Linked DNA regions of Mus musculus: regions 2 and 3 are each linked to region 1. The links are chromatin contacts, found by Hi-C or POLR2A ChIA-PET in ENCODE. All regions are on one chromosome and are shown on one strand. Each heading gives the region's core, a stretch centred on a gene start or an enhancer-like site at or near the end of the contact. The rest is flanking DNA. Distances are from core to core; before and after follow the strand shown. Region 1 holds the start of Ppp2r5b (protein phosphatase 2, regulatory subunit B', beta). Region 2 holds the start of Slc22a20 (solute carrier family 22 (organic anion transporter), member 20). Region 3 holds the start of Cdca5 (cell division cycle associated 5).

Region 1 (4,775 bases), core at 1,254-3,753:
GCTCCTCTGGACAATCTTCATCTAAACACCAAGCTCATGCAAGTCAAGGGCTGGAGACCCAAGGGTGGCTTGACACATCCGTGTGTGGATGTGGTTCAGCAGTGATGGTAAGGTTGAAAGCAGTGGACAGCCCAGGCATTCAGAGCCCAAGCGTTTCTGATCAGACTGGGCGAGAGGGTTTCTTAGAATAGCCCATGCCTGAGTCAGACCATGGAAGACAAGTGGCCCAGAGGACAGGTACCCTAGGCCCAGCTCACTCAAGTATAGGGACAACAGGGAGAGGAAATCCCGAGACGGTGTCGGGCAGCAGTGAGACCCAGTGGAAGTGGGAGCACGCGCCTGCGACCAAGCTGAAGTGTATGCACTTATTCCTCCCACACGGGTCCCAGAGGTAGCCTGAGAGAATTCTTGTTCCCCGAGCGAGGCTGGGCAGTGCTTACCATGCGGATGATGTCTGGGTAGACGGGCTCGATGAGCACACCCCGGGTGCAACCCACACATTCCACCAGTTCATTGAGGGCTGCACGCTTCACCTCCTTCCCCTTGAGGTCAGCCACGCAGTCCAAGAAGTCAAACATCACCCCACATTGGGCCAGTTTCCGGCTCAGCAACTCATGCAACTCAGAGGCTGGCACATCTGCGGGGAGGGACAGGGAGACCTCCTGGATCTAGCCGCCAAGGGCTCTGGACGGGATGGATCTCCACCTCCCTCAGGCTGACTTTCCAGGAAGCTTCAGCTGCCCCCATACAAGGTACTCTGGTACAGCTAGCAAACAATTCTAGTCCCATCCTTCACTCCCGGGAGGCTGAGGGGAAAAAGTGGTCCTCTCTTCTAATCCAGGATCAGAGACCTCATGACTTTAAAGCAAGATCACAACCCTGGGTATGCAAGCATTCCCCACCCCTCCCCAGACACTTACCTCCCTCAACACATGGAGCCAAAAGTAGAAATCGGGCCAGGAAGTGGGGGGTGGGATTTAGTGATCACAGGGCATCATGCCAAGCACCTACCCCAGGACCTAGGCAGCTGGCTGGACTGATAGGAGCCTCCTGAAACCTAGGCTGTGTGCCCCACCCTTGGCCCTTGCCTGCCCCTGGCACCACTTCCAGATGCCCCACCTCCAGAGATGACAGGCCAGTCAGGCCATGCGTCAGCAGAGGCCTGGAGATTGGGGGTCAGTTCCAGTGGAGTTCCTAGCCTAAAAGAGATCCAAACTCTACCAGACCTCTGCTTCTCCCTTGGTCCTCCCCTACCTTGCTTCCTTCTGGGTACCCTGGCAACCAACAACAGCTCACCTTTGAGCAGGGGCAGTGGAGTGAGCTCTTGCTGGTTGCTCTGATAGCGGAACTGAGAAGAGCTGTGTGAGCGACGGGGCCGGGCCCTGCGGAGGGACCTGCGGGAGAAGCCATCCACCTTGTCTGGTGGTGGCACTGGAGACAGCCCTGGGGAGGAGGGGCTTGTGGGGGTGCTCGCAGGGGGCAGCTTCGTCTCCATGGCCAGTGGACAACACGGGTCAATCTTTCAGAGCCCAGGGGGCTCCTTGTGGGTCTGGAGTAAGTTGAATGAGGCCACACACACTAACTGGGACCCATCCTGTCCAGCATGTTTCAGGGGGTGGGGGAGGCACGGCCACAGTCCTGACCCCCCCAGGGCCTCTGGCAACTGCCCAGTCCTGGGGGGGCAGGTAAGGTAGAAAGGCAATGGCTCAGGTCTTTCCTGGGGATCCAGAAGAGTTCCAGTCAGGGTTCCCACGCTGGCTCTTCTGAGAAGTCAGGTTAGAAAGGTCAGCAGGAGAGACACAGAGAGCAGGTCGGTTCTTTCCAAAGACAGCCCGCGTGGTGCAGTTGCTCCCTTACTTCTTTTCCCTCCTTCCCTCGCTAGACCCCAAAACAAGGGCGCAACCATGCCCCTCCCTTCTTCCAGGCCCAAGCTCTAAAGTAGCCCCTCCCCAAATACGGCCTATGGCTACTACTCAGGATGGGGACTCTATTAGCATCCCCAGATCCTTACAGCAGTGTGACTCCAGCTCCACTAATGTCTCCTGTCTCAGTGCACTCACCCAAAAAATGAGGGTCCTGTTCTCGTGCACCCCCTTTCAGACCCTAGCATCTCTCCTCATATCCCGCTCCTTCCTGGTCTCCAAACCTCAATGTGGTATTGGGGTACACACTCACTTCTCAGAAACCCAGACTTTGGTCGCCGACCCTAGAGGTTGCCTCGGTGGAAGAGACGACGGTTCAAGGGTCCTTAGCGGTGGTTCTGCCGCTCGGGGCGCTGGGGCTGGGCGGCGGCGCTCCTGGGTTCGCTCCCAGGCTCTGGGGGTGCTGGAGCATGCCCCCAGCTCAGCCCCAAAAGGGGTCGGGCACTCGGTGGGCTCTGGGCTGGGCCCCGGCAGCACGCGACCCTCGGCAGATATCCCGGGACTCAGATCAGCGCGGTGCAGCGCAGCGGGAGCCCCGGCTCGCTGCGCACCGGCACCCGCCGCCCAGCTGCTCAGGATGACATCAAGTCACCTCCCCCCCTCCCGGCCCGCACCTCCCTCCGCTAGGGGGGGCTGCGTCAGGGAGGACTCGGGGCCTCTGGGAAATGTAGTCCCCACCCTGCTTAAAGGAAGCAACCGAACTTTACGGGTAACCTCGGAGCTAGGGGAGGAACTCAGTACTTCCGAGAAAAGCTGAGGATTTTAAAACCTGCAAGCAGACTGGGGCAGAGTCCAGCTCAGAACTGGACTCCCGAATTCTGGAAGGGACACTGTGTAGGGAAAGAAAAGGACTCGGTGTTGGAACCTGCTAATGCAAGACAGAGTCCTACCTAGCATGATGTGCCAGGCCCACAATTTGGTCTGAGCCATCTGTCCCTCAGGCCATCCTCTCTCCTCATACTCAGCCCAGATTGAAGCCGGACACTTACAAAACCCCTTGCATCCGGCGTTGGAGGGGTTAACAGTCGGGTTTGCGTTAGCGCCTGCTGGGAGGGGTGTGGTTCACTAGAGGCTCTTGGGAAATGAAGTCCATTCTCCCGGCCTGCAGTGCCCCTCCTGTCACTTACTGTCCATGGTGACATCATGGTCTGTAGTTTAAAGGGACAGCCCTGGGATGCCAAAGCAAGGAGGGCAGAAGGTGCTACCCTGGAGCTGCCCCCATCCTAAGGCACAGTACCTCCCAGCTCCTCTGGTGCCAAGATGTGCCTTGGAGAGTGGGGAGTTCTTGATCAAAACCCCATTGCTGGGTATCAAAGGCTCAGCTGTATTCCAAGAGTTTGGCATTCTGGCCAAAAGTTCCCAGCCTGCAGTCCCGGGCTCCCTTCATAGTACCTGGTCGCCAACACTCTATTCCCTACAATGACTGTGAGACCTTTATCCTGAAGTTTTACCTAGGTGACAAACTGGTCCTTGCTGAGCAGCAGGAGAGAGAGAGCAATGAGGTTGGGGGAATTGGGGTGCTTTTTGGCCCCACCCATTTATGGACCCTGGTGATCACTTAGTGCTGCAAAAGAAGTCTGTTTACCTAAGAAGTGCCCACCTTAGAGCAACAAACAGCCAAAGCCTGTATCGAGGACACTGTTCTAGAGTCTAGCACCTCAATGGATGGGTACCCAGATCAAGCGATGGCTACCCAGAGACAGTACTCCCTTTGCTCAGAGATAGCAGATCTTCACTTCCCGTTTTGCTCTGTTCTTCACCTGCCAGACAGAACAGGAACCCCTAAACTACCACTTGGCCCACCTCCAGGGCTCAGACATGGCTTCCCTCCCCCTTACTCCCTAATAATAAGCCGGGAAAGCCAGACCCACAGAGCCTCTTCCCGCCAGACCAGAACCCAGAGGCCAAGGCAGGAGGGACGCCTTGCTGCCTGTGACAAGGTAGTGCTCTCCACAGACTCTCGGCTGCAGTGTTCAGGCCAGGCTGCCCAAAGCCACCCATGCCTGGCAGGGGCCTAGATGATGCAGGAAGAAAACTAGTGGAAGAAAATGGCTTTGGGATTTTAAATTTTTGATGCGGAGGATGAGGTGAGGCTTCCCACAAGCAGAGCAAGAGCTTCCTACTCACCTCAGAAGTAGACTCGCTTTCAAACAGGCATTGCAAGATAACGGGTTAAAAAGTATTTTCTTACTCTTTTTAAACTTGGGGGTTGTGTTTGTTTGTTTGTTTGTTTGTTTGTTTGTTTGTTTTGAGACAGGGTTTCTCTATAAAACCCTGACTGTCCTGGAACTCACTCTGCAGACCAGGCTGACCCCAAACTCAGAGATCTGCCTATGTCCCAAGTGCTGGGATTAAAGTTGTAAGCCACAATACCCAATTCTTTTCACACTCTTACTCTTAGCAAAGTGTCATTGTATTTATTTATATCTTTCTGTGTGCCTGTGCTGATGTTATTCTAGCTGCCCTGGGACTCACTGCTTGGAATTTGTGAGTGACCCTCTTATATTTTTGCTCATTCTTTACAATTGTAGACTGGACAAACTGTAGATTGGAACTCATTATACAGACCAGGCTGACCTCAAATTCACAGAGATCTGTCTGTTTCTGCCTCTTATGCAGGGTGTGGTGTGCCACTACCACACCCTGTATACATACTTACACAGTTTGTATATTTTGACCCAGGGTCTCTTTATATAGTCCTGGCTTTTCCTGGAACTCACAATGTAGGCCAGGCCAGCCTGGAATCCACAGAACCTTTCTCTGACTAGCAGGTGCTGAGATTAAAGGTGCAGGACAACCAGTCTGGTTATTTCACTTTGTAGCCCAGGCTTACCTAAAGCTCACAATGTAGCC
Region 2 (4,775 bases), core at 648-3,147, 250 kb before region 1:
TGCATTGTCCGATTGAAGCCTTTTGACTGCATGAACTCCCGGCCACCCTTTATTTACAGACTCACGTACCTTAGGCAAGCTTCAAACTGGCTGTGCAGCTGAGGATCACCTTGAACTCCTGATCCTCTTGCTTCCACCTCCCAAGTGCTGCGATTGCAGGTGCGAGCCACCATAGCTGTCTCCCTTGGACACCATCCTATCTTATGTCCCTGTGTCCCACTCACCTATGTGACCCCATGTAAACCTGGCACATCATAGATGATTAGTAGGTACTGTTGAGTAACTCTCATGAAATCAATCTGACCCTCTCAGCTCACAGATTAGTCAACTGAAACCCAGACCCAAGAAAGGCCACCACTGCCCACTGCTGCCCTCGGGGTCACAGTCGGCCAACCAGGGTCTTCCAAATCCAGACCCCTGGGTAGGAGGTTTTGAATTGCGGTTTCTGGGTGAGAATTACATAACGCAAAATTTGCAAAGCTGTCCTGTGATGCTGTAATTCTCTTGTTGCATGACCCCAGCCCCTCTGGGTCCCGCCTGGACTGGACTCACCCAGGGAGAGGGAGTTAAGGATGATGCCGGAGAAGGTCATGCCCATCAGGAAGCGGAAGACGCAGTAGGCACTGAAGGAGCCCACATACGCTGTGGCAGCCCCCGAAACTGCCAGCTGCAGGTACGACCACACCAGTGGGGCCTTGCGACCCAACCTGAACCCAAAGAGTGAGGGGCTAGGGAATCCTCACCAAGGAGGCAGAGAGGCCATGTCTGAAACTTCTGCCTTGGTGGGGACACCGAAGCAATCAAAGATGAGATGCCCAGTAAAAGCCACCCCTCTAAACACCACATGCAACCACCAGGCTGATCAGGGATAGAGGGACAAGTGTGATGGAAGATCAGAGACCGAGAGATTTAATCCATGTTGGGGAAAGGTAGAGAGTTTGAAAAGAGATCCATGCCTATAATCCCAGCACTTGGGAAGTACAGGCAGATGGATCAGAAATTCAAAAAAAAAAAAAAAAAAAAAAGAAAAGAAAAGAAAAGAAAAACACTCATATATATATATAGCCATGGTTTCACACGCCTTTAATCCCAGCACTTGGGAGGCAGAGGTAGGTGATCTCTGTGAGTTTGAGGCCAGCCTGGTCTAGAGAGTGAGTGCTAGGACAGTCAGGGCTACACAGAGAAACCCTGCCTTAGAAAAACAAAACAAAACAAAACAAAACAAAACAAAACAAACAACCCCAGACAACGAAAGGAATAAAGAGAGAAGAGACAGAATGTAGGTGAACGCAAGGGCTTTCCCTGGGGGACGAGGCGCTCCCCCAAAGGCTCACCTGTCAGCAAGACCACCAAACAAGGCGGCTCCCACCAACACCCCGGACATGTAGATGGACTGAGCCAGGTCACGAAGGGTGCGGGCCTCACACACCAGGTCCCACTATTGGGGAGAGAGGAGTGCTAAACCTTGTCCTTAGGCTTGGCCTCCTCCCAGCCCCCCAAGCCACCCACCCACCTCTGACCTCCATCACAATGGTAGATGGGAAAATGCTTCGGTCGTAGACCCAACCATCCTTGCAGCCCTCGGTGGCCACCCCATGGGAGGAGGCGTTGGGTTTCAGAAGGGCCCACTGAGGTTCTACATAGCGCCGGCACGGCTCGGGGTCCCCATGCTGGTTCAGGGGTATGGCAGCCCTCAGCCAGACCCCTGAGACATTGGTGGTAGGTTCTGTGTAGTTGGCAGGATGTTGGCAGTGGTGAGGGGGTGCAGCAGCCGTGAAGTTCTGTAGGAAGGTATGGCAAGCCAGCAGCCCACAGGGCAGCAGCAGCAAGGCTGTATAGACAAGCTGGAAGCGACCCACGCCTCCCAGGGCATCCAGCAGGTCTGTGAAGGCCATGGCCAAGGGCCCTACCCCAGGTCGGGCCTGCCCAGGCCTTATGTAAAAAGGCAGGGGAGGGACCTAGAGGTAGAGGATCAGGCCAGGGGTCAGGACCACACAGGCCTTCTCTACAATGCATCTCAGAAGGATCAAGTTACACCTCACAGGAGGCCTAAATGTCCCCACATCTGCAGTGTGTCCCTCCCCCAGGCCCTTTCTCCAGTTCTCTCTCTATCTGTTACCTCTTGAGTTAGCAAAGTCAAGGGTTGGGCGTTAGATAGATAGCTGAGTTAGCAGAGTACTTCAGGACCTTAGAAGCATTAAAGCCCTGCACTTGCTTAAAATCAAGGCCATGGTGGCATGAACTTGTAATCCCAGGAAGAGAGATTCATGGGCCTTGCTGGCCAGACAGCCAAGCCTAACCGTCGAGCCCCAGCTCCCAGTGAGAGATCCTGTCTCCAAAAGACAAGGAGGATGGCTCCTCAGGGATGACACTGGAGATTGGCCTCTGACTTCTGCAAAGTGCCATGGCACTTATGAGTGTGTGTGCACGTGCATGTACACACAAATACATAAATAATTTTAATTTTGTTTTTGGGGGTTTTTTGTTTTTGTTTTTTTGGTTTTTGTTTTTGTTTTTTGTTTTTTTGAGACAGGATCTCACTGCATAGCCCTGACTGTCCTGGAAATTACTGTGTAGACCAGGCTGGCCTCGAACTCACAGAGAACTCCTTGCCTCTGCCTCCTTTCGGTTGTGTGCACCTGGCTCTCAAATTTATTATTTTTTTAAATTAAAAAATAAACCAGTGTCTCTAGCTGCATATGAATCAGAAAATAGCCTAGTCGGCCATCAGTGGAAATAGAGGCCCAATTGGTCTTTCAAACTATATGCCTCAGCACAGGGGAACGACAGGGCCAAGAAGTGGGAGTGGGTGGGTGGGAGACTTTTGGGATAGCATTGGAAATGTAAATGAAATAAATATCACCCCCAAAAAAATCAAATCAAATCAAGGACACATTGTAGAACAGGATATGCCAACTGGTGAAATAAAGTCTTAAGGAGTTAAAATAAATAAATAAATAAACCAAATGAGACACAACAAGCAATACAGAAACAAAACCAAAGAAGTCCAAGTAGGGCAGTCAAGAAGCAGCGTCAGTTTGGGGTCGGGAACTTTCAGGGTATGTTGGCGAATCACCACAGCAAATTAAAGCCACTCTAGAGAGGGGCTGAGGGCTGAGGGCTGAAAGGAGAGGAATCCAGGACACCATGCATACCGCTCCCTCCAGGACCTGCTCCAGTGAGGAGGCCAGTTGACTTGGCTCCGGCCTCCCAGTAAATAGCTCCTGGAAACCATCAGCTCAGGACACTGGTTCTTTCATGATCAGAACTCTCAGTTCCATTTCTACATGCAGCCTTGTGGGCAGTCCCATCGCCCACTCCCTGCTCCCTCAATTTTTCTTTTCTTTTTTTTTCCATTTCTTCTCAAGATAACGTCTACTATAGCCCAGGCTGGCCTGGAACTCCCTATGTATGTATGTATGTATGTATGTATGTATGTGTGTGTGTGTGTATGTATGTATGTATGTATGTATGTAGTCAGATGGTGAACTTTGAACTTTATTTATTTATTTATTTATTTATTTTGGTTTTTCAAGACAGGGTTTCTCTGTATAGCCCTGTCTGTCCTGGAACTCACTTTGTAGACCAGGCTGGCCTCGAACTCAGAAATCCGTCTGCCTCTGCCTCCCGAGTGCTGGGATTAAAGGCGTGCACCACCATGCATGGCTTGAACTTTTTTTTATTTTTCTGAGACAAGAGTTCCTCTGTGTAACTCTGGCTGTCCTGGAACTCATTCTGTAGACCAGGCTGGCCTGGAACTTAGAAATCCGCCTGTCTCTGCCCCCTGAATTCTGAAACTAAAAGGCATGAACCACCACCACCCAGTGGCAAGCCTTCTACCAACCAAATACAGCCCACCTGGCTCCTTCCTCTTATCTCTGGTAAGAGCCACAGAGGCAGAACATTAATGTAAACTGCTGGATTACAGGGTGTCCCACTGTGGTCTGGGGTTGGGTGGGGACTCTGTGCTTTAGAGAGCTCCCTAGGGGGTCAGATCTATGCTAAGTGGAGGTCTTGTGTTTCCTTACTGATATCTGCAGAGGAGGAAGTCAGACTCAGCCCCCAGGTAGAGCATGCAAAACCAGAAAAGCCACCTGGATTGGCTGTCAGTGGAGCAGTCGGTTCATGTCTCTGTGCCCAGGCCTGCTCAACATCTCAGGAGCTGAGGTGGCCACAGCCAGATACCCAATCTCTGGCAAGGGTGGACAAGGGCATGAGACAGCCTGAGCTGCTTCTACGCCAAGGCTTGCTGGTACAATCAAGGGAACAGTTGGGGAGAATAACACCCAGAGACAGATGTACAGCCTTTCATTTTATTTTCTCACTGCACTGAAACACGGGACCTCCCTACCCCACCCCCAGTTCCTCCATAACCAGTACACTCATCCCTCAGGCATTCCCTTGAAAATGACCAGTATATATACAAAAAAAGAGAGGGAGAGGGGTCGGGGATGGGGAGGGCCTGAGCACCCTCGGGGCCAGGAAGTTCCTGGTGGGCACACAGGCTAGGAGAGGTGTAGTTTGGTTTGCAGAGGGATCTTGGCTGCTGCACAGAAGGCACAGGAAGGTGAGTCTGGCTGTGGGGCTCCCACAGTGAGGTGAGGCCTTCAACACCCGGGTGCAGACAGGGAGCTAGCTAGTGGTTATGAAGTCTGCAGCTCTAGGGGATGACAGGGGCTAGAGCCTCCACAGATTAGGCAAGACTCACATCCGGACAGTAGCAGCGAGGGGGAGGCAGGGGTGCCTGCCCCTGCCCCTGCCCCTGCCCCTGCCCC
Region 3 (4,775 bases), core at 1,097-3,596, 150 kb before region 1:
TCATTGATACAGGCCCAATGAAAGAGATCTTGGGACCCATGAAATAAAAAAGGACAGACATGAGAGAGGCAAGTCTTCGAGCTCTTATCCTTGGTCTAGCAATCCCATACCCCCAAGGCCCAGCTCACTGCAGGAATGGATTGTGGATATATGTGCTGATGCCCAGGGCCATTCCTTTTCTCCCTACTCCGGGTCCCTAAGGCTTCTTGCAAATGCCACTGAACCAAAGCAAGGTAGAGTCTACCCATGTGACCAGCCCATGAGAAGGTGTGACTGGGAAGGAAGAAAATACCTTCCACCCTTTCAAGAGTCTTCTCTGGCCTAAAATCACACTCCTTGGGCTAATGACTACACAACAATAGTTTCAGGCTGGCAGTGCCTAATCCTAGCACTTGGGAGGTGGAGGCAGGAGTAAGATTTCAAGGTCAGCCCCACAATCCCAGTCTCAAACAAAACAAAACAAAACAAACCTACATACAAGAACACTATCAGGAAAGCTTCCCAGACACTGATACATGCAGATATCCAGAGGCAAATACACAGTGCTTATAAATACACAAGCAAACTTGAGAGCCATTCCCTCAAAGTACACTAGTAGTCATACATGTACACATCTGTAACACATATCCCCTAACACTCCCCACCTTCATGTCATCATGCATCCCATGGGATATGTGCTCACAAACACTCATCACCCATCTACTCACCCACAAGTACTAACCAACACATACATCTGTATGAGTGGACACATAATTTCACATGGAGAAATTCAGGTGGAGCTGCCCCCTTTTGGACCAGCACCTTGAACAAGCTAAGCTGAGGCTTTTTTTTATACTAGGCTCTGACTACCGACTCCCAGCAAACTGTAACATGGATAGCTTCCTCTGGGTACAGTATCGGGGTCAGTAACATCCCCTAAAGTGGATCTTTCTCCCAGCCACAGCTCATAGTCATCTCTAGCTCTCCCAGACTGGCAGAGCAGGAAGGAGAAGCTCTAACTTTCAGGGAAGATTCTAAGGCCTACGAAGAGAAAAGGCTTGCTGAGGCTTTATAAAACAGGACGGTACCTAAAGGAATCAGGATCTGAGGCTCTGACCTCCACGCTTGAGGGACTCACTGTCTTGCTTCTTGAAAGATGCTATCAAACCTGTATCCAAGCTGGATCCTGGGGCTGCCCTGACCCCTTCCCAGGCCTCACCATAGCAAACAAGACGGGTGGTCTCCCGACTGGCCAGGGGTGTGTTGCACAGGCGGCAATTGGGGTTGTAGTCACTATCTTGTAGCCACTGCAAGTAGGACTGCACGATGCACTGGAGTGGGAGAGAGATGTCACAACTGGTGCCCCAGGCTCCACGATGCACACACCACTCCAAGGCTCAAATGCCTCGTTTTCTCTCATCAGACTCATCATTTCATCTGTTCCATTTATTGAGTGACCATTTATTGAGCAGCTACTGAAGGCATAGCAGAGCGCATCACACCCCATGTTCTTGCCCTTGTGGAGCTTACAGTCTAGCATAGGTCCCCACATGGATTTAGAAGTAGGCAATCTTGTCTGCCCACCCACCCGCCCTGCTCAGACACTGCTCTAAACGCCCCACCTTGGCGTGATTGGCTACTAGGCAGTGCTCGCAGACGTTAACTCGGTGTTCGAAGCAGAACAGGTTCGTCACCTTCCTCTTGGGGCACTTGCAAAGTCCCATGACCGATCCTGGAGGGTGTGGTGGGGTGAAATCAGTTAGCAGGAAGCCAGGTTTTGGTGGCTGCCAGTTTGTTTTCACCAACCCAGTTCTCTTCTTTTAAATCTCTCAGTCCCGTCTCACACCAGTCCCAACACCAAATTCTAGCATAATGCCTTAGCATGGGTAAAGCCACGTCTCCTGTACAGATCGTACCACAAACGACCGACCCTTCATTCCATCAAGACCCAGGAAGGCCCTCGCCAGATCTCTGCACAGCTCCAATACCACCAGCCCCGCCCCCAAGACCCACCCCCTCTTGACCCGCCCCCAGCTGGCCGACCACATTCTGGATGTCCGCGAACCTCCGCGATGCCGATCGTGACCGGTGCGTACGGTAATGAAAAGCGCGGAAGGCCGGGGACTGAGCTCACCAACTCCGGTAGCTGCAGCTCCGCTCCCTTCAGGTCCGGCCTGATTATCCCTCCGCTGCCACGTCTCTTCCGGGTGCGGCGCACGCTGATGACGCCACAGCGCCGCAGGATACGCCTCTGCCTTTTGCTAGCTAGACGTAAAGCCTGTGACAACAAAAGCGGATGGTCCGCCTCCGGCCTGTGTCACTTCCGCTTTCTCGCTAGCAAGGCGGGCAATTTGAACGTTTGAAGCAGCAAAGTTCCCGGTTGGCGCGAGCCTGAGTAGGCGACCGCGGCGGAGACTGAGCCCGACCGTACACATGGCGGAGCGGCGAACACGATCAGGAGGGGCTGCCCAGCGGTCTGGTGAGCACGGGAGCAGTGGAGCGGGGTTGTTTGGGGAACAAAACTTGGCTCCCGGTGGAAGACGCCCCAAAGGGGTAGTTGGAAAACGACTTTTGCTTTTCCGAACTCGTCAAGCATCTTGTTTCGTTTGTTTGTCGCCTTTTCTTCGAGCAAAGTTTTGCTCACCATCAAACGTGTTTTCCTTTCCAGGGCCCAGGACTTCACTTACTAAGCCTTCGAAGTCGTCCAAGCGGAAATCTGGCTCAGATCTCCCGAACTCGTTCTCTGAAATCTGGCCGAGGGTGAGTTCCTGGTCCCCCAGGTGTTGGGGTTGGGTTTGTGCGCTGCGTATTCAGATGCTAATTTCTATGCCTAGGTATCCTTAGTCCGGCTAACTAGCACCTCCGGGCTCACTGTTGTTTTTTTTTTTTTAAATCATCTCTGATTGGTTGATAAAGAGCTGATCAGCCTATGGCTGGGCAGGAGAGGACAGAGGAGGCGGGACATCAGCGCCCATTGAGGCGTCCGGAAGAGTCTAGGGAGAGAGAAGTGGGAGAGGGGGAGGCGCGGAGAGAGCAGGTGGTTTCACTCTAAGGTCAAGAGGAGGGAGAGAGCAGTCATGAGGGCACACATGGACCAGATTGAGTCAGAGTAAGACTGAGATTCAGGTAGAGGACCGTGTGACTGGTAGATAGGCAGCCTGAGAGGGTTAGAGTAGCTCAGAACCTGCCCAACATAGTGCCAGCAGCCTTTGAATAACAGCTCTGTGTCCTTTACTCAGGAGGTAGTGGCGTTGGGGGGAAGAAATGCCCTGCAGTTATTTGGGAGCAAGGGAGTCAAAAAACTCCCGCCCAATGCTTCCACAGTTGGTGCCCAACATGGTGCAAGAACTTACAAACTTAGAACCAGGCTTAGAGGCTGAGAAGTCTTGGATAGAAGATAAGGAAAACTTTTCTCAGCAACACCCCCAAAGTACTTTTTTTTTTTTTCCTCGAGACAACGTTTCTCTGTATAGCCCTGGCTGTCCTGGAACTCACTTACTTAGTAGACCTGGCCGGCTTCGAACTCAAAGATCCACCTTCCTCTGCCTCCCAAGTGCTGGGATTAAAGGCGTGCACCACCACTGCCCGGCTCCCAAAGTACTTTTACACTGACCTAGAGGGCTTTGAACTATTGTAAAGCTCATGGATAATACTTTCTTTTACCCCCCCCAGACAACTCCAGCGGTCCCAGTCAGAAAGGCCATCGTCTTGAAGAAGATCGTAGCTCATGCAGTAGAGGTGAGGGGCTGAGAGAAGGCTTTGGGAGTGAGATGTCAAAACTGGGCTTAGCTATTGATTGATCAGTTGATGTCATCCCTACAGGTCCCAGATGTCCACACGGTTCGAAGAAGTCCTAGGGTGAGTTCAGTTCTGTTTATTTCTGTTTATTTGTGTAGGATTTACCCTTAGAGGGTAGGCATACACTTCTACCCAGGCAACTGCTTCATGGCTTGTCAGTTTAGGTCTCAGTGTATAACACTGTTTCCTGAACTGGAAGTTACGGTAGACCAGACTGGCCTCAAATTCATAGAGATCCACCTGCACCAGTCTCTGCAGATAGATTCAAATCTTAGAGATGGGCATGCTACCAGGACTGACTGTAGTTACCAGTCTTGTTTCCTGCCTATGGGTGTCATTCATTTCTTTTTTTTTTTGGGTTTTTTTGTTTTGTTTTGTTTTGTTCCCCAGAGCTGAAAACCACTGAGCTAAATCCCCAACCCCAACCCCTCATTTCTAGTTCTTTATGCTCTGAACATTCTCACTATTTTTCTTAAAAAGTTATGGTTTAACCACTGGGCTTCTGTAGACTGTTTTGCCACTGTTTTGTTGTGATGTTGTGATGGCGCACGCCTTTAGTCGCAAGATTTGGGAGGCAGAGGCAGGCGGATCTCGGAGTTTTAGGCCAGCCTGGTCCACAGAGTGATAAGGTTGTTTTGCTGAGTGTTTATTTATGTTTTGTTTGTTTGTTTGTTTGTTTTATGGTTATAGAATGAGTTATGTGTAGGGGCTGGAAAGATGGTTCTGGGTAAAAGCAGTTTTCAGATTCCATCAGATGGACCCTACACACCTACAGCTTCAGTTTGAGAGTATCCAACGCCCTCTTCCGGACACATGCATACGCAGTGTAAAAGGTGCTGGGTGCTGGTGCACACCTTTAATTCCAGCACTCAGAAGGCAGAGGCAAGTGGATCTCTTTTGACTTATAGGCTAGCTTGGTCTACAGAGTGAGTTCCAAGACAGCCAGGGTTACCTGTGGCCAAGCCTGGCCCTGAATTTAGTATGTGCGTAAAGCTGGT

The links. Hi-C counts contacts between places; a loop is a spot of excess contacts on that map. ChIA-PET counts read pairs that join two places held with the same protein, here RNA polymerase II (POLR2A).
Region 2: a loop to region 1 is called in a map of T-helper 2 cell, with 2.1 times the contacts of the local background. The contact joins the promoter of Slc22a20 here to the promoter of Ppp2r5b in region 1. A Hi-C loop is called at or near these places in 1 of 37 maps with a recorded cell type or tissue (T-helper 2 cell). POLR2A ChIA-PET finds 5 or more read pairs at or near these places in 1 of 5 experiments (embryonic stem cell).
Region 3: POLR2A ChIA-PET joins it to region 1 with 17 read pairs in Patski. The contact joins the promoter of Cdca5 here to the promoter of Ppp2r5b in region 1. POLR2A ChIA-PET finds 5 or more read pairs at or near these places in 4 of 5 experiments (Patski and embryonic stem cell).

What each region holds. Positions count from the first base shown.
Region 1 is chr19:6,233,337-6,238,111 of GRCm38, forward strand. It overlaps Ppp2r5b (protein phosphatase 2, regulatory subunit B', beta), which reads right to left and starts at 2,504. Exons shown (of 14, transcript NM_198168.3): 1 at 2,176-2,504; 2 at 1,297-1,763; 3 at 441-637. The coding sequence starts at 1,495.
Region 2 is chr19:5,984,246-5,989,020 of GRCm38, forward strand. It overlaps Slc22a20 (solute carrier family 22 (organic anion transporter), member 20), which reads right to left and starts at 1,898. Exons shown (of 10, transcript NM_198650.2): 1 at 1,521-1,898; 2 at 1,335-1,438; 3 at 553-707. The coding sequence starts at 1,895. Gm31719 (a long non-coding RNA gene) reads left to right here. Exons shown (of 4, transcript XR_001782726.2): 4 at 522-852. It overlaps Capn1 (calpain 1), which reads right to left. Exons shown (of 22, transcript NM_007600.3): 22 at 4,300-4,775.
Region 3 is chr19:6,082,751-6,087,525 of GRCm38, forward strand. It overlaps Cdca5 (cell division cycle associated 5), which reads left to right and starts at 2,347. Exons shown (of 6, transcript NM_026410.3): 1 at 2,347-2,458; 2 at 2,648-2,739; 3 at 3,652-3,717; 4 at 3,802-3,837. The coding sequence starts at 2,413. Zfpl1 (zinc finger like protein 1) reads right to left here and starts at 2,225. Exons shown (of 8, transcript NM_024231.3): 1 at 2,114-2,225; 2 at 1,602-1,711; 3 at 1,199-1,310; 4 at 1-28. The coding sequence starts at 1,703.